2 separate regions of the Homo sapiens genome follow, and region 1 is linked to region 2. Evidence: chromatin loops called from intact Hi-C (ENCODE). Cell type or tissue: mammary epithelial cell. All regions are shown on one strand. Links, peaks and the distances in the headings refer to the core of each region. The heading gives the core; the rest is flanking DNA. Region 1 holds the start of ROR1-AS1 (ROR1 antisense RNA 1). Region 2 holds the start of LOC105378772 (a long non-coding RNA gene).

The links. Hi-C counts contacts between places; a loop is a spot of excess contacts. Peaks named below come from ENCODE experiments on the same cell type or tissue, not always from the same donor. Only the 100,000 strongest peaks of a DNase experiment are listed, where the experiment ranks them.
Region 1: a loop joins it to region 2, with 2.5 times the contacts of the local background. A loop is called at or near these places in 4 of 110 quality-filtered maps.

The regions. Positions count from the first base shown.
Region 1 is chr1:64,107,391-64,119,296 of GRCh38, reverse strand. The region is part of intron 4 of ROR1 (receptor tyrosine kinase like orphan receptor 1); the gene reads right to left. ROR1-AS1 (ROR1 antisense RNA 1) reads left to right here and starts at 7,092. Exons shown (of 6, transcript NR_110666.1): 1 at 7,092-7,351; 2 at 7,928-8,185; 3 at 8,340-8,414; 4 at 8,504-8,647; 5 at 10,904-10,977. In mammary epithelial cell, for the core only: no CTCF peak of the experiment used is centred there; DNase peaks (open chromatin) are centred at 6,776 and 7,286; H3K27ac peaks cover 3,352 bases.
Region 2 is chr1:64,032,281-64,044,186 of GRCh38, reverse strand. The region is part of intron 2 of ROR1 (receptor tyrosine kinase like orphan receptor 1); the gene reads right to left. It overlaps LOC105378772 (a long non-coding RNA gene), which reads left to right and starts at 9,174. Exons shown (of 2, transcript XR_947458.3): 1 at 9,174-9,261; 2 at 10,056-10,252. In mammary epithelial cell, for the core only: no CTCF peak of the experiment used is centred there; a DNase peak (open chromatin) is centred at 4,446; H3K27ac peaks cover 2,797 bases.

The DNA.
Region 1 (11,906 bases), core at 1,996-9,995, 75 kb before region 2:
GGGGGTATATACTTTCCCTTCCACTGCCTCTCAGAAAAATTCAACTGGGGGGAGTGGGCTGAAAAAGGCAGTAAAAGGGGGACCACATTCCCCCAGAGGATAAACAATAAACGCCAAAATTCCTGTTGTGCACGTATAGCATTCTACTGGGAGGCCAAGGGGTCAGGATTATGTGTGAAAAAAATTAATTGAAATGGCTCTTTAAGAAGCAAGAAAAACAAGGCAACCCCATCATGTCCTCAGTGAAATGTCCTTTTCACATTGGCCCTTGGGTTACGCCAGCCAGAGATGACCTGTCAAGGTGAGGCTGGCTGACACACGATGAAGTGTTTCATTAATACTGTCAAACCATGACAACATTTATGGTCCACGTGCTGGACTTTCACGTGTCACCTAGACATGAAATCTTTTAAAATTTCCATAGCCCAGAACAGTTGAAATATCAACAGCTTTTATCTATGAGTCACATGGAGGAGAAAGTGCTATATATGCATTATCTCATTTCACTCTCACTGTGACACTGGGCTTGTTAACTGGGTGTTGTTAACTCTGATTTACCGAGGCCTAAAAAGCCTCCTCATTTTCCCCTTGATCTGAGCATCAGAACGAGCATTAGGATCAGGTCCATCTAATTCTTTTTTTTTTTTTTTTTTTTTTTTTTTTTGAGATGGAGTCTCGCTCTGTAGCTCAGGCTGGAGTGCAGTGGCGCAATCTTGGCTCACTGCTACCTCTGCCTCCCGAGTCCCGGTTCAAGCAATTCTCCTGACTCAGCCTCCGGAGTAGCTGGGATTACAGGCATGCACCACCATGCCCAGCTAATTTTTGTATTTTTAGTAGAGATGGGGTTTCACCGTGTTGGCCAGGCTGGTCTTGAACTCCTGACCTCATGATCTGCCTGCCTCGGCCTCCCAAAGTGCTGGGATTACAGGCGTGAGCCACAGCACCCGGCCAGGTCCATCTAATTCTTAACCATTTTGCTATACTGCTAAATACAGAAAGGCCAGGCTTACAATGTTTACATTTATTATGAATTATTAATGACTTATAAACTGAATGGGATCTTGCTTGAATGTTTTAATTATTATTATTATTTTGAGACAGGGTCTCATGCTGTCACCCAGGCAGGAGTGCTGTGGCACAATCACAGCTCACTGCAACCTTGACCTACTGGGCTTGGGTGATCCTCCCACCTTAGCCTCCCGGGTAGCTGGGACCATAAGTGCCACCACTAAACCCAGCAATTTTTGTGTGTTTTTTCTGTAGAGAAAAGGTTTCACCATGTTGCCCAGGCTGGTCTCAAATCCCTGGGCTCAAGTGATCTCCCCGCCTTGAACTCCCAAAGTGTTGGGATTACAGGCATGGGCCAAGGTACCCAGTCCCTGTTTTAATTATTTGTATGAAGACAAAATGCGTGAACTGATCTCCTTGACTAGGAAGTAGATGGTGATCATGTTTGTGACTGAGAATGTCTTGTGGGAGCTGCCTAATATTTGTACAGGAGAACCAGTGTGGTGTTGTGGAAAGAGGACAAGGCTGGAGGAAGGCAGGCACTGTCAGCCTGATAGGGTGATGTTGGGGCATTTTTAAAGCCTCTGTGAGTCTCAGTTTACTCATCAATGAAATGGGAATACTTACTTCCACAGTGCCTGTATCACAGGGTTTTTGTATGATAATGCATGTGAAAATGCTTTTGTGAGCTACAAAATCCTACATGAACACAACAGACAAATCAGGTGTGTGGCATGCAGCAGGTGATGTGAGAAAAAGGCAAATACTGGCAGATCAAACTTCTTACATAAGCTAGAGTAATTTCAGAAAATGTGATTTTTATCATTCTTCCCCCGCTCACTGGTTTGAGAGAAAAAAAAATACTTTTTTTCTTAACCCAAGCCAAATTGAAAATTGAAGCAATGAATAACATTACAAAGTGGGCTCCTGCATACAAAGAATTTTCCATATATTATCTCTATTTGATCCTCAAAATCATGCTAAGAGGAAGATATTTCAAAGATGAGGAAAATGAGGTCGAAGAGATCAAATAGGCTTTATTTGATAACTTGGTGATTAATTGGCCAGATGGGGACTCAATACCAGGTCTGTTATGTCTTTTCCTCTTTACTAAGTTTCCTCTGAGTTGAACTCCCATTCTCCCACACCCCTCTATCCCCTGCCCCAAAAATGTTTAGCAGAAGACAAAGTAACATCATTGACCAATCACTGGTTTTCTTAGTCAATCAGGACTTGGTTGAGGACATATTTATTTTATAGCACTACATAGAGGGTTCAAAAGGCAGGTTAGACTTGATTTCTTCCCTCAAGGAGCATGTAACGTTTCTGGAGAGACAAGATATAAAATGTTGAAATAACATTTCATATGTTATTTCATATGAGAGGCCATGTGTTAAATCATATACCATGGAATCTAAGTGTAACACATTCAGTGCAGGAAAATCCACCGTAGGCTGGGGTGGTCAGGGATAACTTCCTGGAGAAGGCGGAACTTGAGTTTCCTCTCAAAGTCATGGCAGAATGGAAGCCAGGGCCAGATCCCGAGTCCCAGCCAAGTGTTGTCTCACTACACGGATTGGTGCCAAAGGGAAGAGTAGATTATACATTTAAAACGCCCTTTTCCTTTCAATATACCCAGCTCTTCAAGCTGCTGGATGTAATTCCCAGCAAGCAGAGGCAATCTGTGAATGTTTGTTATCTAATAGATTCCTTCTTATGTTAGTTGAAATAACCATCACAATATCAGTAAAATCATCAAGGACAAGGCTTCAGAACAACATATTCCTTTCGTAAAAGAGCTATACTTTTTGAGGTAATACTCATTTAAAAAGGGGTATTCTTTTATGTGGCTTTCCCAAGAATGCAGCCTGGCAATTTAAAAGTCCAAGTAGTAAAGCTTCCCCTTTGGAAACCTCCTTTATATCTAACATGTGCACATTCGCCAGGCATAATGTTAAAAATATTGTGACACAAAATCACCGCCCCATCCTTTCAAGTTTGATGCAGCCAGTTTAATGTTCAATATCACTGTTCGCAGAAATGCTTTTTGATCTGAGGAGATATGAGACACAGCCATCCCACAGCTGGAATGTAAGGATTCTATAGAAGAGCATGGATTAACTTGAAAGTGCGGTGGAACGGGATGGTCTCATCTCATTAGTGACCAAGAGTTCACGAGAAACTTCCATTTGTTTCAACACATTGTAAATCTGGGTCCCCAGTGCCAAACTCTGTATCTGGCATAAAGCAAGTACTCAAGAGATAAATACTGAATCAATGAAGAGCTACGATCTTTCATGATCCGGCACTTTATAATGCTTTTAGAATCCTTATTCTAACCATAATCATGTTGACCATTTATTGGCAGGTGTGTATTAAGCACTTTATAAATATGATCTTATTTGTTCCATACAAGAATCATGCAGAGGCAGGTATTACTCCTCCCATTTAATAGATGAGGAAACTGAGGTTTAGAGAATGAAGCAATTTCCCCAAGTTCACATCCAGTTCCACACAATGCCTAAGCTCATGCTGCCACCCTCTGTTTACAATGCCGCTCAACCTTCAGGTGCATCAGGCAGGAATAGAGATAGAGCAAAAGCAGATGATAATAGCAGTATTAATAAAATAAATATATATTGAGTGCTTATTCTTTTTAAGTGATATATATATATACACATATATATACTTTATCTTATTTATTTATCGTTACAACCATAAGAGGTAAGTTCTATTTACCCTCTTATACAGATGAGTAAACTGAGGCATATATAAGAATTTAAGAAATGCACTTTGGGAGGCTAGGGTGGGAGAATTGCTTAAAGCCAGCAGTTCAAGACCAGCCTGGGCAATAAGACAAGACCTGTCTCTACAAAATAAATAAATAAATAAATAAAAATTAAAAATTAGCCAGGCATGGTGGCATGTGCCTGTAGCCCCAGCTCTTCGGGAGGCTGAGGCAAGAGGATCCCTTGAGCTCAGGAGTTCAAGGCTGCAGTGAGCTATGATTGCACCACTGCACTCCATCCTGGGCAACAGAGCAAGTTATAAAAATAAAAATAAAGAAATGTGTCCAGGGTCACCTAGTTAGTAAATGGTGGAGCAAGGTACCAGATGTGAAACTGTACATATTACTTAAAATCACTTCAATGAAAAAATCCCAACCTAACTGGGCACGTGCCTGTAGTCCCAGCTACTCGGGAGGCTGAGGTAGGGGGATTGCTTGAGTCCAAGAGGTAGACGCTGCAGTGAGCCATGATCGCACCACTGCAATCCAGCCTGGTGACAGAGTGAGACCTCGTCTCAAAAACAAGCAAACAAACAACCATCTTATTTTTACCTATTTTACCTCTACTTAACCAAAATTGGACTATAACAATATAAAAGGCAAACAAGTCTTGTTAACTGACTATTCCAGTTAATGGAGGATTTATCACATATCTGATGATGTCCTGAGCCTTGGCTTACCTCCCTGTGTAAAGAGGAGGTGGGACAAGATAAGGCTGATTCATGGTCCCTGCTAGGAATGCACTTGGATGGCCCTATGATTCCCTCATCGTTCACCACTTCTCAGTGGTACTGAAAGGCAGTTGATACCCGTTTGAATTGTGTCAATCAGAAAAGGCAATGTGCCGGGTTTGTTAATGCCAACCTAAACAACTTCTCAGTTGTTCTGTCAGCACTGTCAATACCCTGGGCCCTGTTGTGGAGCAGAAAAAAAAATGCTTAAGCATGTCTCCCTCACCCTTTCTTTAAAGGTGCTGCAGGGCTGTGGAGCCGGGGTTCTTTCAGTACTACCTGTATCAGGAAGCCAGCTTTGTTGTTCACACCTGCCCTGGGCACCTTTGCATAGTCAACTACTGAGTCTCTCTCCCATCAGTCACTCCTTTAGAAACTGCTCTCTCTCTTCTAAAATTAAGCCTTTGAGCTTTTGCTTCTCAACATTTCATACTGATAGTATCAAAAGGGCATTAACTTTCTAAGAAGCGACATATTAAGCTGAAGAATTCCGATGGTGTGATTTCAATGACCTAACTGCATGTCAGTCATGTTGCACGTTGAGATGGCCTCAAGCAGCTCTAAGAGGGCAGCAATTGTGCAAGAAGCTGACACTTCCAGCTTCAGTCATCAGCTTGGGCTTTCTACTCTCTACCCCTGGTAGGTGAGGCTCATCTTGGCCCCAAGTTCACCGGTCATGGTCCCACATATAGAAGGAGTTAAAGGCAGAGGCACAATTCAGGGGCAGAGGGAGAAAATGGACTGAGTTCCCATGCCAGGAGTCATGCCAAGCACTTTAAAATTTATCCTTTTAATCCACATATATCACCACGAGTAAGAGTGTTTTTATCTTCATTTTATAAATGGGGGCAGGGAGGCGATTGTTAAATGTTAAAGTTGGGCCTCCAACCCAGATCTGTCAGATTCCAAAAGAAAAATCCTTGGATCTGTTTAAACTTTATGCTTTCTTTTTTCTTTCTTTCTTTTTTTTTTTTTTAGGACGAAACACTGGAACTCTCCAGAATAAATTGGTACCTGGGTCTCTTCTGAAGTGAGCTGCTCTTAGGAGCTTCAAATGAGGGTCTTTGAAGCCACATGAAAATTGATGAGTGGTTGTAACATCCAAGCTACCAAATCAGACACACTTGTAATTGTTCCCAATGTGAGTTTTCACCCCAAAGTTCTCTTGTCTCTCTCCCTCATTTTTCCCGAGTACATGGGGGAGAAAGTCATGATGAGGGGATGATCTGCCTTCCAGTTTAAAATCATAAGAATGGCTTGGAAACTTAAGAGCAGTGAGATTCTGGACCATTAACGACCACACTAACTTGCAGCTTCCTCATCTGTACAATGGGGCTAATGACTCAACGGCTATCTCTTCGGCCTACTGCAGAATATAGGGATGGTACCTGTGAAGCCCTTTGTAAACTGCAGAGTGCTATGTCTACTTTCACTGATTCACTCTTTCCATAGATATGGTGTGCCTCTTTGTGAAATGCACGGTGTTAGGCTATTTAGTGAAAACCAATGAAGAAAATACAATCTCTTCCCTTAATGTATGCACATTCTTGAATAGAAAAGACATTTACAGAAATAACTATAAAAGAGTGTAGAAGAGAAGAAAACAGGCACCAGAACAAAGAGAAACAAAAGATGCAGGTTGAGGGGCACCTGAGAGCAGGGTTAAGTGAGGGGATTCAGAAAAACGGAAGAAAGTAGCTTAGGTAAGAGCAGTCTGGAAGATTAAATCTATGGAAGGTGGCAACTGTTTCATTAAATTATGCATTCTTTCATCTATTACCAATTTATCACATGCTTATTATGTACTGGCTACTGTGCAAATTAGTGCGGCAATGTGGAGAGGTGAAATAGGGAATGCTGGCAGGCTGTCCATAGGGAAATGTCCAATGGGAGGCTGGAAATGCAGGTCTTGCATTCGGGAAAAGAGTCAGGGTTGGCTGATAAATTTCAGTCATCCTTATAGAACTGCCAGTTGAACCTATAAGAATTGATGAGCACACTGGGTATGCAGGTGAGATTAGATGGTGAGGGAAGGAGGAAGGGCAGGGACAGAAACTTGTGGGGGAATCCACAAATATGAGGTTGAAAGAGGAAGAGAAGTCAACAAAGCACACTAAAAAGAGTCTCAAAGAGGTGGGAAAAAAGGGTGAAAGATGCTATGAAAGGGTAACCAGCTGCATCCTATTCTACAAAGTTCACTGGTGACTGAGAAGAAACCACTGGGCGTATCAATTAAGACACTGTTAGGGCTCTATGAGTCAGCATACAGATCTCCCAAGTCCAGGACAAGTTACTACAATCATCTGATTCGTGGCCACTAGTAATCATGATAGAATGCCTGGGTTGGAATTCTAGGCCTGCCACTTACTAGCTATGTGACTTGGACAAGTTAACTTTTTTTTTCTGTGCCCCAGTTGGAGATAATACCTTTACTGCTTCATGTGGTTATGATGAGGATCTGATAAACATCACAATAGCACTTACCCAATAGTACACACACAATAGCACATCACAATAGCACTCACCCACAATGGAACTTAGAACAATTATTGATATATGATCAGCTCTCAGTATGTGTAAACTATGACATGCAGGCCAATTCACCTAGAAAGGCCTATTTTCAAAAGCTCATGTCCTCTGAATTGAGGAACCACAGATCAGATCAGCCTCTTCAACCCCCCGCGAGGCTCCCATTCATGTAAGACACCCATGGCTTTGTAATGGCACCCAACGCTCTGGGCTGGCATGAAAATTGTGTGACTCACATCATGTGCCTCCCCAAGAAGGTGAGGCTGTTGCTGCAAAGCTGACTAGTTTGTGGAATGTAAGGACTTTTCATTGATTAGCTTTGGGGAAACCACTGTAAGCAAGTCTTAAACATCATCACATTTGATTGGTTTATAAGTTGTGGCAAGTGAACCCAGGTCTAACACTTAGGAACAAGGGAGAAAAAAAGGAAGATTTTGTTACTTGTAATCAGCTTTTTACTCCACAGATTTTCTGTGAGTTGGGTTCAAAACATTTAATTCCACTTTTTCCCTCTATGTGGCACCTCATTTGTTACCAGGATTTTACAGACGGAGACACAGAAATGTGAAATGAATAGCCCAAGGCTATCTTCTCCCACTACTCCCAGCCCTACCCTCCAGTGTGTAATTGTGGAGCCACGGACAATGTACCAAGGCAGCAAACATCACTGGCTTGAAGATGACTAGTAGCTGTGGTCAGCTTGCTGGGGACCCATGCTCCTGAGGGTTCTTAAGAAGTGTGGGAGGACTCCTAAAGCTGTTGTTGAAATCAGTTTAGATTATGGGACTAGGAACCCGAGGAAGCTAAATTTACTTTACAAGTCAACTGGATTAGCACTAAAGTAATTTTCCTTGTGTAAACCCAATTTTAGGTAATGGATGAGCTAAACTTGGAGCAGGGGGCTGAGACACAGATTTCCTGTGCTGTCGAGCTATTGCAGATCTCAGCAGATAACAAAGCTATTATCCTGGCAGAAATGGAAGCATCCTCAAATCCTGTCAGATGGCAGCATGGACAAAAATTACAAGCAAATGTATTTTTAAGCTGATGCACTTTCTTAAGTCTGGCTCCTAAAAGCAAAACATGCTCTTCTAGGAGAAGTTTTAGTAAAAACATAAGAATGCTGCTGGTAAGGAAATCTCTAGGTGATGCCAGGGACTGACAACAGAGGATTTCTGATAGAAGAAAGAGACAAGGATTTGGACCAAGTTTCTGAATGGAATCATTGTACTTTCTTTTTTTTTTTCTTCCTTCTCCCTCCCCGCTTCACCCCCGACCTCTAGAGTTTCTTAGCAGGCATTTTGGAGGAAAAGATTTGGATCAGAAATTCAGAAATTACCTGGGCTCACAAATATATGGTATGAAAGTATTTTTTAAATGGTTTCAAGTTAAAGGTCTTTACTCCACTGCTCCTAACAGAGTCCCTTAATTTCCTACCTACTCTCAGCCCCTCCAGCACCATCCTGCATTCTGCTTCCAAGATACATGAGCTTTCTGAAGAGCTGGTGAGAATGCTGAAACTTCCTGGCCTTGGTTTCCCATCTGGTAAAATGAGGAAGACCAAAGCTTAACTCTCACAAGGAATATGCAGGTAATGAACACTGTATGATTTAAGAGACCCTTGTGATATATTGAGTACTAACTTTGAAATTACAAACAGAAACAACCCTCCTTTGTTATCCTGTTTTTTAGGCAGGAAGCAAGCAGAAGAAAGATGAGGATGGGAATTAGATGGCTTGCGTTTTAATCTCAGCTGTGATACTTACCAGCTGCCTGTCCTCAGGGTTCAATGTTCAATTGACCTGAATGCAAAACCCAGCTCTATATCTGATAGGCTGTGTGACCTTAGAAAAGTTACTTGCTGCCTCTTACCTTCAGATTCCTCATCATCAAATGGAGAAGGAAGTACTTGCCTCTAGTGGTCTTCCTTCCCACTTTACAATACACTTATGCACATAAAATCTAGTTAAAACAGACAATATGAATAAAAGAATAATTTGATTTTAGAATAGGCATAGGAGAAAAGTGAGCTGCCTTCATTGCTTTGAATATTAGAAGGATTTATCCACTGATTCTAACTGCACTTGTTCATCAACTCCACGAATATTTGATTAAGAGTTATGTTCCTATTGTACATATGGACAATACCTGGCCTCATGGAACAGATAGTGCTATGTGATATGGACAAAGACAGGGAGACTGAGTGTGCAGAGGAGGTCATGTGACCTTTACTGGAGGGATATAGCAAAGGCTTCCTAGAGGAAGTGATGTCTAAATTGACAGGGTTAGCTCTGGTCTGAGTTGTGTCTGTTGGTAGGGCTAATTAATAAGACATTCGGACATCAGAAGCCCCCAAAAGACAACAAATTCCTGCCCATCCCACCCTACCATATAATAAAAGGAAGGCAGGAGGGCCTGAATGAGGTAACTCACACCTATAATCCCAGCACTTTGGAAGGCAGAGCGGAGGACTGCTTGAGCCCACGAGTTTGAGACCAGTCTAGGCAACAAAGTGAGACCCTGTTCTCTACAAAAAAATACAAAAATTAGCTGGGCATGCTGGTGTGTGTCTGTAGTCCAAGCTACTTGGGAGGCTGATGCACGAGGATTGGTTGAACCTGGGAGGTTGAGGTCGCAGTGAGCCGAGATTGTGATTTTTCAGAAAGGATAAGTAACTTTGCCTACAGGGCTCTTCTATAGCACAAGGAAGATTCTATGTGTGAAAGTGCTATCTAGGCACTGTGCACCACATCATAAGTGCAGGAATGGAGCTCAGGGCTTGAGTCAAAAAGATGTGATTTGAGCCCAAACTCTGCCACCTGCTCAGAGTGCTCAGAAAATACCCTGGAGAAGTTACTTATCCTTTCTGAACCTCATTTTCTTCACTTATAATTCCAGCTACAGCAGCCTCATAAGACTGTGAAGATTAAAATTAATAGGAAATGTGTAATTTTTAAGTAAACTTTAATGTAAGCTGTTTTCATGCCAATCTTGTGCATCGGAGCTGATCTATAAGGTCTAGAAGATTTGGCTACCTCTGCTCTGATAAAACTCAGAACAATAGTTGATGCCATGTCTCTCAAACTGGGGTGTCTGTAAGACACACCTAGAGGATGGACTAAAGATGCAGATTGCCAGGAACCACCCCCAGAGATCTAAGCCGGGGGTTTGTATCAGAAGTACCTGTGGAGCTTCTTTTGCATTCCGATTCCTGGCCCAAGCTCTAGAGACTGTGATTCAGTAGCTCTGGGGTGTGTCCAAGATACCTGTGGCCCTTTAAATAAATCATTTTCCCTGGGTTTTCTGGAGATTTGGATTTAGTAGGACTAGGACAGGGTCCTAAACATTATTTTTAACAATCCCCCAAGGGATGCTTACGACCCTGTAAGGGTGACCCATATAACAGAAGCTTGTTGAAACTTGTTGCCAAATGACTTTCTTCTGTATCTCTCTACACATAATCTCCAGAATACAGAATGTCCCTTTGAGACTTCATCTCTCTGACTTTTCCATTTTAGACTGTCATTGCTGAACACTCTTTTGCTAACTTTTTGTTGTAGAATGTTGTATTGGTGTGTGTGTGTGTTATGTGATGGGTGGAGTGGAGGCTCACTCAACCTGACTTGCCTAGGCACTGGGAGCCCCATAGTGATTCCCACGGCCAGCTCTGCCCTTGTCACTTAACTCTTTATCCCAGAAGTGGAGTGTTGAATACACCCAGCAATTTGAATGTTCTGGTTAATTGAGATTTTTAAAGACCACAGTGACTTCACATTTTGTGTCCTAGCACTTAAAGCTAAACAGTGATTTTTTTTTTTTTTTTTTTTTTTTTTTTTTTTTTTTTTAGATGGAGTCTCACTCTGTCGCCCATGCTGGAGTAAAGTGGTGTGATCTCGGCTCACTGCAACCTCTGCCTCCCAGGTTCAAGTGATTATCCTGGCTTAGCCTCCCTAGTAGCTGGGATTACAGGCATGTACCACCATGCCTGGCTAATTTTTGTATTTTTAGTAGAGATGGGGTTTCACCATGTTGGCTAGGCTGGTCTTGAACTCCTGACCTCAGGCCATCCACCCACCTTGGTCTCCCAAAGTGCTGAGATTACAGGCATGAGCCACCATGCCCAGCCTAAACAGTGATTTAAACACACACACACACACACACACACACACACACACACACAACAAGAAAACAAAAAAATCCAGATGTTAAAAATATGCTGCCCAGATCAAGACCAAAATTTATACATCCATATAAAATAATTAAACATGTCATTTATTCACCAGTAAAATGATTATGATTTAATGCAGAGCCAAACTCTGACCACCGATGCTGAATATTTATGGCTGGCTCCCTCAGAACACAGAGGTAGCTGCAGAAATATGCTCTTATTCTACCCTACCTTCACTTGATGAATGATTATTTTACTTAGAGTGAGTGAGACTGAATTTGAAAATACGTCAGAGGTGAGGCCCAGTAAAATTCTATTTATAAATAGGGGTTATTGTAATCAGCTCTAAGTGGGCTTAAAATAGAAATCTAAAAAGTGAATTGTTAAAAAAAAAAACCAATACAATCTTTACTAATCAGAAAAGCACTCAATTTCTGGCACTTTAATGTGCATTCTGAAAATCTATTAACAAAGCTTGACTTAAAAAAAAGACCCCTAGTTCCCTTATTTAAACTTGTGAAAAGAAAGAAAAAAACACAAAGGTGAAACATAATAGGTACTGCATAATGATCACAAGGATGGAACAGCAAAGACGATGAAAAAGGAATTTATGATGATTACCCTGTGAAAACTCTCTGAAGCACATAAAGCTTTTTAATCACCTAAACTAGCTATCATTGCT
Region 2 (11,906 bases), core at 1,431-9,430:
CTCAGGCCCTGAACGGTATGAGTCAGAGAGCAGAGTGGCTTGGATGGCATGTTTTCTATTTCCGAACAAGCAGTTTGGGGCTTTGGGGCAATCCCAAGCGATTGTGTCAGATCTGGGCAAAAGTTTAGGACTCTGAATTAAAAAGGATTTGTTACCTTTACAATGTAGGAAAATGAAATGCCAGTATCCTTTTAGTGCCACCATCTTCTCCCATTAACAATGGAAAGTGATGATCATAGCTAACATTTTTCTGAGCATTTACAAAATGCCAGGCACTATTCTGAGCATCTTACACACTTTAATTTAAACTTGACAACAATCCTATGAGGTAGACTCTAAAACTGACCACATTTTAGAGATAAGGAAACTGAGACACAGAGAAGTTAAGGAATTTCCCAAAGTCACACAGCCAGAAAGCGGCAGAGCCAGGACCCAAACCCACGCCTTTGAACAGCAGAGACCATATTATGTTCTGATGCAATCAGATTCCCAATCAATCCAACCTGTAGTCTTTCATTGTCCTTTGCACCACTCATAACCTGAACTAAAAAATATTCTTGCCTTTTTATGAGTCCATCAAGCATGTGACAATACCCACTGGTACTGAAAACAACTAAATCACCACTAGTTGCTTATGACGTAACTGGAAGTCATCATTGAGAATGAGCTTTTTAAATACAGTGCAGGCATGGTCTGTACTGAGGCTTAATGAACCAGAAAAAGCAAACTGCAAGAAAAAAGTTATTTTATGACCTCTCTGGGAATTGAGACTCTATTTCCTCCTTTTTACATTTTTTGTATTCCCCTCAGCACTTCATGTGTTATTGTGAACTTCATAGGCATTTAATAAACGCTGGTTGATGAAGTAAATGGAAGGCTCAAGTGAATTTTAGGCAAATTAGCTTTGGAGACACCCCATTTATTATTTACCCACTTGACAAGATGTCACATCCACAAATCCACAAATCCTTCCCAACATTTATTACTTAATTTTCAAAGTGCCCCCATCTCTCCTCAGGGAGGAAGGTGGGGCCAAGTGTTATATTCCCATTTTGACAGGTGAGAGAAACTGAGATATAAAGAGTTGAGCAGTCCATTGCCATGGCAACCCAGCCAGTCAGCCGAGGAGCCAGTCACAATTAGGTTTAGGGCCTGGGTCTTGGTATCAAAAGAGGCACATGCCAAAATCCTAGCCTCCCACATGACTGATGCTTTTCAGAAGAGGGAGGAGGTTCCCAACATGAAATGAAATGCTTAGCTAAACATAAAGGAAGGCTGCCAAACACAGTTAGGTCATCGCATTTGACTTGGAGAGAACATTCTGTTCACGCTATCAACCTGCATTCACTTTCAGCACACTTCACCATAAATACTTCTGACTCACTATCTCGGGAAATATTTTTTATCTTAATAAACTCAATGCAAAGCATAATCTAAATCAGCTTGCACATTCTTGAGTTCAAGCCACAAGCTGAGTTTAATAAAATCAGCCGAAAATAGCGGGGGACTTCTGAATAACCACAGTTCATTATCTGATACAGGGCTGCTGGGAAGTCCTGAACACACAGAGCTGAAGGTAAAAGCAGGAGGTGGGTAACCTGAAGGTATGAAGGGACCGAAACCATCGGATGACCCCACCTGCTGGATCTTAGTTCTCACCGGACATCTCACTGGAGGCACTGCTTATAATAATAGACTGCGTCACACCAACCAAGAGCATGGGCTCTGGAGCTAGACTGCTTGGCTTCATATCTGAGCATCACCTTTTACTTGCTGTGATTTAACCTCTCTAAGCCTCAGTTTCCTCAAATGTGAAATGGGCTAATAATGATACCTACCCATTAGGGATGTTGTGGGGGTTAAAGGATTTAATCCATCTCTGGAATATCAAAAGTATTCCAGAAAAAAATACTGATACCTGGGTCCCACCCTTAGAGATTCTAATTTAATTGTTCGAGGATGGAATCCAGACATGAGCATTTTTAAAAGCCCTTCTCCAAATGATTCTCCTGTGTAGTGAATAAGAGAACACCTGGCTACAGTAACTATCACTACCATTTCCTGACCCCTGATTCTTGCCTGGCTTCCTGTTAAACCCTGTAATTAACTTATTCCTCAAAAATCCTCAGGAGTATTCTCCACTACAATCCCTTGTTTACAAGAAGAAACCAATGCTGAGACATTAAGTGTGTTGCCTAAGGTCACATAACTGATAAAGAGTGAAACCGCACCTCCAACCCAACCCTTCCTCTTGCACTCCCCAGTATCCAAACCTCTGCCCCAGGTTAAGTACCGAGGTGGCACAATGAAGATAAACATTTTCTGGGTGAATGAACCTGCTGGAAACCAGGGGATATGATGGTTAAAAGTGAAAAGAAAAGAAGTGCTGTGCTGGGCTGGGTGCTGGCCGAACACATTTTCTTGAAAACACAAGGACTAATGCATCAAGCTGAGCTTGGGCTATTGACTACAGAGTAGTAAGAGTGGGTTTAAAGAGTATCCACTGGACCAAAGACAACAAATGGCCAATAATGTGCCTCCTTTTTGGGGAGAGAACACACACACATTAAGAATGGTTCTGCAAATATGCACTTAGAGCAAAACCCCCTATAAATCAGGGTTAATGGGGAAAGACAGCCACCTTTATAGTTCTTTCCTTAGGAAGCCCAGTTAGCATGTGGTGCCACTCAAAGGAGTTTAAGAAAACTTGCACTTTGCTACTTAGAGGCTTATTTTAATGAATAGGTCTTTTTTACAAATAGACAAATTGTATGTAAATGCACTCTTAAAAGCTCAGGGAAACTACTTTTTCCTTTTAAGAAAAGATCTCTACCAAATTAGAGTGGCTGGTCTCCAGCATTTAGATTGTTTTATGTCTCAGGTATAATTAATAAAGGTGGGAGAAGAAGGGAAAAACATATATTAGGCACTGATTCTATCAGGCATTTTACATGTATTATTGCATTTTGTCATCACCAGAACCCTGTATATATACATAGGATTTTCCAGCCCCATTTTAAGGAAGATACCAAGGTTTATAGAGGTCTTAGCATAGCTAGACTGTACACAGGTTGGACTGGAACTCAGTTCCATTGACACTCTTCTCCTGTCCCTACTGCCAATCTGCATTTTATAACATACTGTCATTAAGAACTTTTCCCACTATTAATTGACTTGAGACCATCCAGATAAAACCTCCTTCCCACACCAAAGGTGCTATGATTTTTACCAGTCTTTATTTTTACCCCAGGAGCAGGTTATTTAATGGGATCCTTAGTAACCACAAATTAGGTTACTCTAAGAGACCTTTTGCTGATTATAAGCTTTTGTGGATATATGGTCTGAATGTTTGTGGCCCCCTAAAATGTATATGTTGAATGCTCAGGGTGAAGAGGTGGGGCCTTGGGAAGTGATTAGGTCATGAGGATGGTACCTTCACGAATGGGATTAGTCCCCTTATAAAATAGACCCCAGGGACATCCCCTGCCTCTCCTACCATGTGAGGACACAATGAGAAGACAGCTGTCTGTGAACCAGGAAATGAGCCCTCAACAGGGAGAACCTGACCATGCTGGTGTCCTGATCTTGAACTTCCAGCCTCCAGAACTGTAAGAAATAAGTTTCTGTTGTTTTATAAGCCACCCAGTCTATGGTAGTTTATTATAGCAGCTGAACAGACATAGAAAGTGTATTTTTGTATCTATTTTACCTCAAATTTTCAAGTGTTTTTATTATGAGAAGGTATCATTTTGTTACTTTATATTTATCATATGTGCACTTTTCACTTAAATTTCTAAGTGGGAATACTTAGAATTTATGAGCAGAAACAAACTTAACCATCAGGGAAATGACTTGATTTTTATATAATATGACCAAAGTCTTTTAACTAGAATTTTGAATACAAAGTTTCTGGCTTGAGAATTGGTCCTTGAGTTTTGGTGAAATATTCCCAATCTTGTTTCTAACTTTCTCAGCCTCATCCATCCCAATTTTAAAATGCTAAATTTTTAAAAACTAAACCCCCATCTTTAGCTGAATGCTAGGATGATAAGTAAATCTATAGTCCTAACAACTCTTTAGGTTTAGGGTACATCTACATTCCAAGAAGTCACTTGAAGCTTTTCCCATCCCTGTAAAACCAAACCAAATAATAATAACAAAACCACCAGCTATTACTTTGCTTCACTATAACTTAGTAAGGGCCTAACTTAAAAACAACAACAAAAAAGCAAAGTTTCTGACCCCGGGGCTTAAGCTTTATAGGTCACATTGCAGCCTAAAGACTGCATTCTCCTTTGTGGTTGAATTATAAACCTTTGAAAAATGCTGACAGACCTTAACTATAGCAGGACAGGATGAGTGGGTCCACGTAATGAACTTTTACATGACTGGAGATAGAATCTAGAAAGCCAAGCCTGAAATACATTTCTGGTTTGGGCTTTGGGCCAACACAAACAGAACACATCATAAGTCATCTCTGTGATTTCAGTACCATGCACAGGAGATGCCTCAGCATCAACACGACACATGATCCTCACTGTGGAAGCTTTTGGCTGCTTCTATGTCATGCAAATGCAACAGTTGTGCTTTCAGCTCTGGTAGAGAGCCCTGTGCTAGGAAGAACTAGGCCACATTCAGGTCATTCAAAGACAAAGTCCGTGTGTATTTTCACTACCCTGGCCTGACTCTTAGGCAGTGGCTTGCCCAGTCATAATAAATTCTCAAGCATTTGATGGCTCTAAGTGGAGCCTAGGTGGCTTTCAAAATAAAAGTTTGTCATTCTGGCCCATGAATTTCTATTCCTCTGGGGATCCATAAAGTCATACAATCTCAGTATTCTAAAGTCACATCTTGGTTAAACAGGACCAGAATCCCTTTGTGTGCCAGTCAGCATTCCAACTCAGTTCCACCAAGGCTGACACTCCAGTTTCATGTTTTCCCAGAATGTAAACTTCAAGGAGCACAAAAGGGCACACAAGCCATTCTTTCTCCCTTTCTCCATTCATTATGCAAGATCTGTATTTCAAAATTTAAAAGAATCTGCTGACTTGACCACAACTCAAGGTCTCCTGTTAGCAGGGCAGTGCAATGGTGAAGGCCCTGTCACTTGAATGTTCTCTCTCATGAATGGGGCGGTTTTGCCTTGAAATTTTGAACCAGATTCCTCAACAATTAGAAATTATCTGCTCTACTGCTTTTCAAGAAAACAGAAAAGCACTGAGAAATCTGGAGATGAAGACTGAAGGAGCTACTATTTTCTTTGTAGCAAGAGACAAAAATCAATTCAACACACAAGGCCGTGAACTTTGAGGATGGGACCATGCCTTTTTCATTTGCTGTGGCTCCTTAAACTGATCACAGGCTTGCTAAAGATAGACGTGTAAAATGCTAGATGAAGAGATGAACGGATCTATTTTTATTTTGCTATCTATTATAAATAGATAAACAAAAACCTAAGAGCCTGCACTCAAAGATCACTCATCCTGGCTACACAGTCATGCAGGTAAAGAGATAATCATGATAAAGTGTGATCTGGGTATGTTCAGGGTGGTAAAGAACCCTAGAAAGGGGAAACTTAACCCATTTTCCAGGCCAGAGGTGTCAGAGAAGGGTTTCCAAAGGAGGTAACACCTTGCAATCGGTGGAATTTTTTTAAAAAGAGGTGATGCGGCCTCTGTCCTTCAGGAGCCCCTTAAGATCTGGAAGGAAAGCAGAGCTATTCTAGGGATCTAATTTGGAAGTACAAGTCAGAGTGAGAGCAAAAGCCAAGTGTGTGGTCAAGATGCTGAGTGTTGAAGGCATTCACAAGATAGGGTGGAGAAAGGGAGGCTGAGATCAAAACAGGCTGGCCAAGGTTACTGAGGTGGTGGCAGAGAGGCCAGATGGTTCCCTGACTTTTATCAGGCAGAGTGGGCAAGACCCAGTGTGGAGTGGAGAGGCGGAGAAACCCCAGACTTCCTGTCCTCTTGCTGGAATGTGCAGGCATTTAGGGGAGGCGAGGAGTAGACAGGAGAGGGGAAACAGAAGATAAATAAGCAAATACTTATTAAATACTTGTGCGGACATGGAGGGGGGACCTGTCCCATCTCTCCTTGGCCTCGCAAAACAGTGATACAAAAGAAACATATGAAAATAATCAGAACAAGGAAAGAGGTAAGGAAAGGGCTGTTTTATGCTCAGGAGGGGGTGAACCTGTCCAGCTCTAGAAATCAGGGAAGGTGTGAGAGAGTAGGGGGTGCTTGCATTGGGCCTTGATGGAGAGCAAGGCTGCAGAGGGGAGAGGAAGGGCAGAAGCTGTGCAGTTGTTTTGGGGAGAGTGTGGCACACAAACCAGATGCCACCCTTGGTGACATGTACCATGCATATCTGCTGAGGACTCCACAGTGCACTTCTCACAGCTTCCCCACTTCACTGTGTTTCTGACATTAGGTCAGAAATTATTAGCATTTTTGGTAGGAAAGTTCCTCCTCCAGCAGGATTGCTAGCACATGGTAGCGTGTTTAACATCCTAAACCCCTATTCAATAAATGTCAACTGCACACCCTCATCATGGTGACAACTAAAAACAGAACCACTCATATATGACTACATTGAGGAACCCCAAGGCATCTTTTCATCACGGTCTTATTAACCATAGAGCCTAGCCAGTTCCCAGCACACAAGAATTGCATGATAAAACAAGGCCCTGATCCACCTTGCCTGCCCATGCTAACTCCTAGGCCACTAAAGTCCATAGTTAGCAAATTCTGTGAGTAACTGCAGCTCGGGCTAGCAAACTAGTTGCAATGGATGTAGCTGTCAGTGAAGCCAGAAACTATCAGTTGTCTGAAAATCATGGCTTCCAGCTGAAATGAAAGCTCCCTGAAAAGTGTTCATTTTTTCATATTTCTCATGCAGGAAGACATATCAAGCAGAGATGTAGAAAACTATCTGCAAATTGTTTGATGCTCCTTCTATGAGAAGGTGGAGTCTGTGTGCCCTTTCCTTGCACCTGGCAGGACCTCTGTGATCGTGTCTTTCTTGCATGTGGCAGGACCTCTGAGAACAGAATGTTGCAGAAGTGACACTGTGTGAGAGACTTCAGAGTCAGGTTTAAAAAAACTTGAGGCAATCCCTCTGGGAGCCTTCAGTCACCAGTTACCCTGAGGCCACCACATGGAGAGTGCTTGGAGAGAATAAAGAGAAGCTCTTGGACATCTCTTGTGCAAACAACACTTGTGTGTGAAACAGCCCCAGCTGTTCCAGACTCCAGCTGTTTTTGTCTTCTCAGTCGAGACACCAGACATGTGAATGACAAAGTCTTTAAGATGACCCTAGACCCAGCCACCATCTGACTGCAACCACATGAGAGACTCTGCACAAGAATCATCTAGCTGATCCCAGTCAACTCTCAGAACCAGGAGAGAGAATAATAATACATGATTGTTGCTGGAAGCTACTATGTTTGTTGTGGTTTGTTACCTAGCAGGAGCTAACTGATACACAGCTCTCACTTGAGATTCTAAGGAGTGAAGTAAATTCTCTAGAAAAGCAGACATTTATTGGAGAAGTATCTTGTGACAGATTCCGTGCTAGGAAGTAAAAGCAATGACTTACACACAGTCCCTGGTTTCAAGGATCTCCCAGGGGAGATTCAATATGAACATGGATTATCACAAATATTAGGAAAGAATAGACCCAAGAGGCACAGAGAATACATGATGGGAGTATATTCTGGGAGACTCCTGGATGAACTCGCTGTGATCGTGGGCTAGCAAAGTTAGTAAAGTGCCCTCCAGATGGGAAACCCCAGGGAATGAAGTAAAAATAAACATAAAGAACTTTGGTCCTTCCACACTGTGAGTTTGTTGAGGACAAAAAACATGTACCCCAGTACCTGTCATGTAGCAGAATCTTGCTCAGTTTATATTTACTGGATGGATGGGTGGATGGATGGATGGATGGCACTAGGGAGCCAGCCTAGAAAGAACATTGGCTGGCCTGAGGACCAGAAGGCTAGGGATCGAGTCCTAGCTGTGTGACCCTGGGTAAATCACTTATTTTACCTGTCTATAGTCTTCAGTTTCCATATCTGTCTAATGTGAGGATAAGGCTAGGAGATCTCTGAGGTTTGTTCCCAACTCAAACCTTCTAGGGTACCAAAGGGCAAGTATGAACATCCATCTATGTGTTTACTTGGCCATCTCTATAATCAAATACACACCAGAGAGGTATCAATCTGTCTTTGTTAAGACTCTTTGATTACATGCAACAGGAACTAACTCAAGCCAGTGTAAGAGGGTGAGGAAAAGCAGACGAGGTGGATGGGGAATTTAACACAGGATGCAAGGGTTTCTTGTGAAACTCTGGCAAGATGTCTGGCCAGGTTTCGGGAGGAACGAGAACCAAGAACTGGAAAGCTGCCGGGAACCAGATCAGGAATCTCCCTCCACCCCCAGACTCTAATTCTCTTTATGAATCTGCTTAAATCTCTCTTTGAAAACCAGCTTTCTTGGCTTTTCTATGCACACAGTAGAAGATCAACACTCTATGGCCCCCAGATTGATCTCTTGGCACTAACAGCAACTGACAAACACTAACAGGCTACCTCTGAGTTCCAATTGCAAATTCCTGGGAAAGAGACTCTGGCGTAACCTGGGCCAGGTGTCCTCTCCCTGGTCCAATCAACTCTCACCAGAAGGACAGGGTTATAAATTCAAACATGGCTGCTGAAGGCCCCTCATGATGGGTCGTGAAAGCAGCTATCAGACAACAGAGGGCTATTATGAGGTAGGCAGCCTCCCTGAAAGGTATCGCATATAAAGTCCAAGAAAATGAAATAAACAATTTTTGTATGGATTATTGATAAGGACAAACATTGTCTAACTTAAGCTTCCTCTTCGTGTGCAATGGAACCCTTTCCAAAGCCACTTTAGAAACTCTGACAAACTTGAGGAAAATCAGTTAATTTTCAAATTCATCTAGGTTGCACACAAGCATCACTATTTTCTAGCACCTTTAGGATGATCTCACAAACATTATGATGATGGAGACTCATGAGGGGGCCTTGTGCTCTGGACTGCTAGTGTGTGCCACAGCCTCCTTTCTCATCACTTTACCAAAAGATGTGATTTGAAAAACATATGAAAATATTGCCACTGAACTCCCACACCAATTCCTGAAGAGCTACTGAGGATTTTGGTGTCACTTTAGAAGTCACTCTATTTGTGAATAGCCCAGCAAGAGAATCAGGTCAAGCTATTAGGGAGAGTCTATGGAAAGGTAGGTATCTACCTCGAGATTAATGATACTGAATAAAGGAAAAGCAGTTATTTTTGACATTTTGACCATCACTTTAGGGTCTGGTTCTTATTAGTTCCATTTCTTCCTTTTAAAAGGCTTATTTATTTATATATTTTAATGGAAAATGTCAGGAAATTTGGAACAGAAACTTACAATAAAACACATCCCCTGACCCTCTGATCTATCAATCTTTCAAATAAACAAGAATACTTACAGAAGCCTGGAAGAAGGCACTTCTTGGTAGTTACCTGATATTAGCCACCATAATGGTCATTATCTAGCAATTGTTTTTTGGGAAATGGAGTAGAATGGAGAGAATAGGAAGGAAAGAGAATGCAGATGAGTGAGTGAGAGAGAGTATGAGAGAGAAAGAGGGGGGACTCAATAATTCATTTTTGCTATAAATGCTTAAAAAACTTACAGGTGCCAAACAAGACACCCTCGTTCATATTTTTTCTCCAATCATTCCATTTTGGAAGCTACATTATTCACAAATGAGACATTCAAGAAACAAAAATTCTGAAATAAAAATGGGCACACCACCAGTGGAAAAGCAAACAAAAGCAGCTAATGTACTGTGGCTAAAAAAATTTTCAAACAAAGTGGCAGTAATTTACTGCCCTTGCTCTTAGCTAGACCCCATGAACATAATCAGAACCCCCAGGACTGATGGGAAAGTGTGATTTACAGTAAGTCTCAGGATAATAAAAAAAAAAAAAAATGAAAAAGCAAATTGTGCATGAACATGAAAGCTGTATTTCTTCCATTTTCAGCAATGGAATCAAATTTCCAGCCAGAATTTCAGGGTAAAATTAGAAGTCTTCAAGAAGTAAACTATGAGCCAACCAGCATCCCTACTTGGACACTGCTCCAGCTGCCTGAATGACGTAACTAACATTTAGAGATAACAGTGAATAGAAAGACACACACGACACCATCTGAATCACAGTAAAGAGATGGGTGGACCTGGGTTTGAGTCCTGGCTGTGTCACTTGTTCTCATGTATCCTTGAGCAAATTATTTCACATCTCCAAGCTCTAGTATTACCTGTTGCTTCAGACTGTTACACGGATTAAATGAGATAAAGTGTATAAAGCACTTAGGAAAGTGTTTGGCACATGCAAGTCTCAATAAATTTCATTATACATTTTAAATACAAATAGTACATTTTGATAAATGAGTTAGTGTTCTTAAGGTACTTAGAACAGTACCTGGTGCACAGTGAAGTTCTATATAAGGGTTTGTCATTATTATTACTATATAGTAAAACCTCCATTAATCAGGATGTCTAGACAATGAGGTAACTAAGTTAACTTATTTTCATGCTTAAAACCTCTAAACCACTTCAAGTTTTTGAAAATCCTTTTAAAATGTGTTAGTCTCTTTTCTAAGATTAGTAAGTAAAATATGTTAAGTATCAACTTAGAACTTTTACACAGGATCATGCATGGCTCCAGGAATACATGTCAGAAGTCCTGGGTTCTAGTACCACTCTGTTACTTGTCAGCAGTGTAACTCTGAGCCTCAGTTTACTCATCTGTGAAATAAAAGATCAGTTATGCTTTTCTCCCAGTTTTGGTGACTGTCAGATGCAACCACGTATATGCAATTATTTTGAAAACAACAAAATTAAGGTGAATTAAAAATAGCATAAATTTGTTATTATCATTCTTTAGAATACGATATCCTGTTTCTGGGGATGCATGTGCATAGGGGTATGGAGATTCCAGATTATACCAAGGACGTTGCACTTTCTGAAAACTGTGGTAAAATATACGTGACAAAACGTACAATTTTAATTATTTTTAAGTGTTTAGCTCAGTGGCATTAAGTACAATCATATTGTTATGCAACCATCACCACCATCCATCCCAAAACTTTTTTCATCTTCTCAAACTGAAACCTCGTGCCCACTAAAGACTAACTCCCCATTCTCCTTTCCTCCCAATCCCTGGCAACCACCATCTTACTTTCTGTCTATCAATTTCACTACTCTAGGTACCTCATATAAGTGGTGTCATACAGAATATTGTTTTTTAAAAAAAGTCTCTTGTTTATTTTCTTACCTTTTCCATCTTTGACTTTAAAAGTTGAGTACAAAAAGCAGTGGAAATTGAGAATTTCCTTTTGTGGGTCCTAAATCCTTGAGGCTTACAATAGGACTGTGATTAAGAAGAAACAAACATACACTTCCCTGATAGCATCCTCCAAGCTCTGATGGGGCTGACTGCTTGGTCTGGTCTCCATTGCAATCTTAGGATACTTTTGAGAAGCTATGATGTTATAAGGCTGTGCAGTGAGGACCAGGGGATGGAGTCTGGTCCCACCTCTGCCACAAAGTACTCTTGATATTGTGTGAACCATTCTTTTCTTTGGGTCATGTCTGTTAAGCTTCAGGCACAATGGGCTACATTATTCCAAAGTAGTGTCAACTTCATATTCAAGTGTTTTGATGGTATTTATTCCTTGCAAGACACTGCAAAATATAATTCTCTTCCTCCCCCAATCTCCATGCAGGAACAACATATTTTGCTTTTTGCATTTTTTTTTTTTTTTTTTTTTTTGAGACGGAGTCTCACTTTGCCAACTGGGCTGGACTGCAGTGGCACAATCTCGGCTCACTG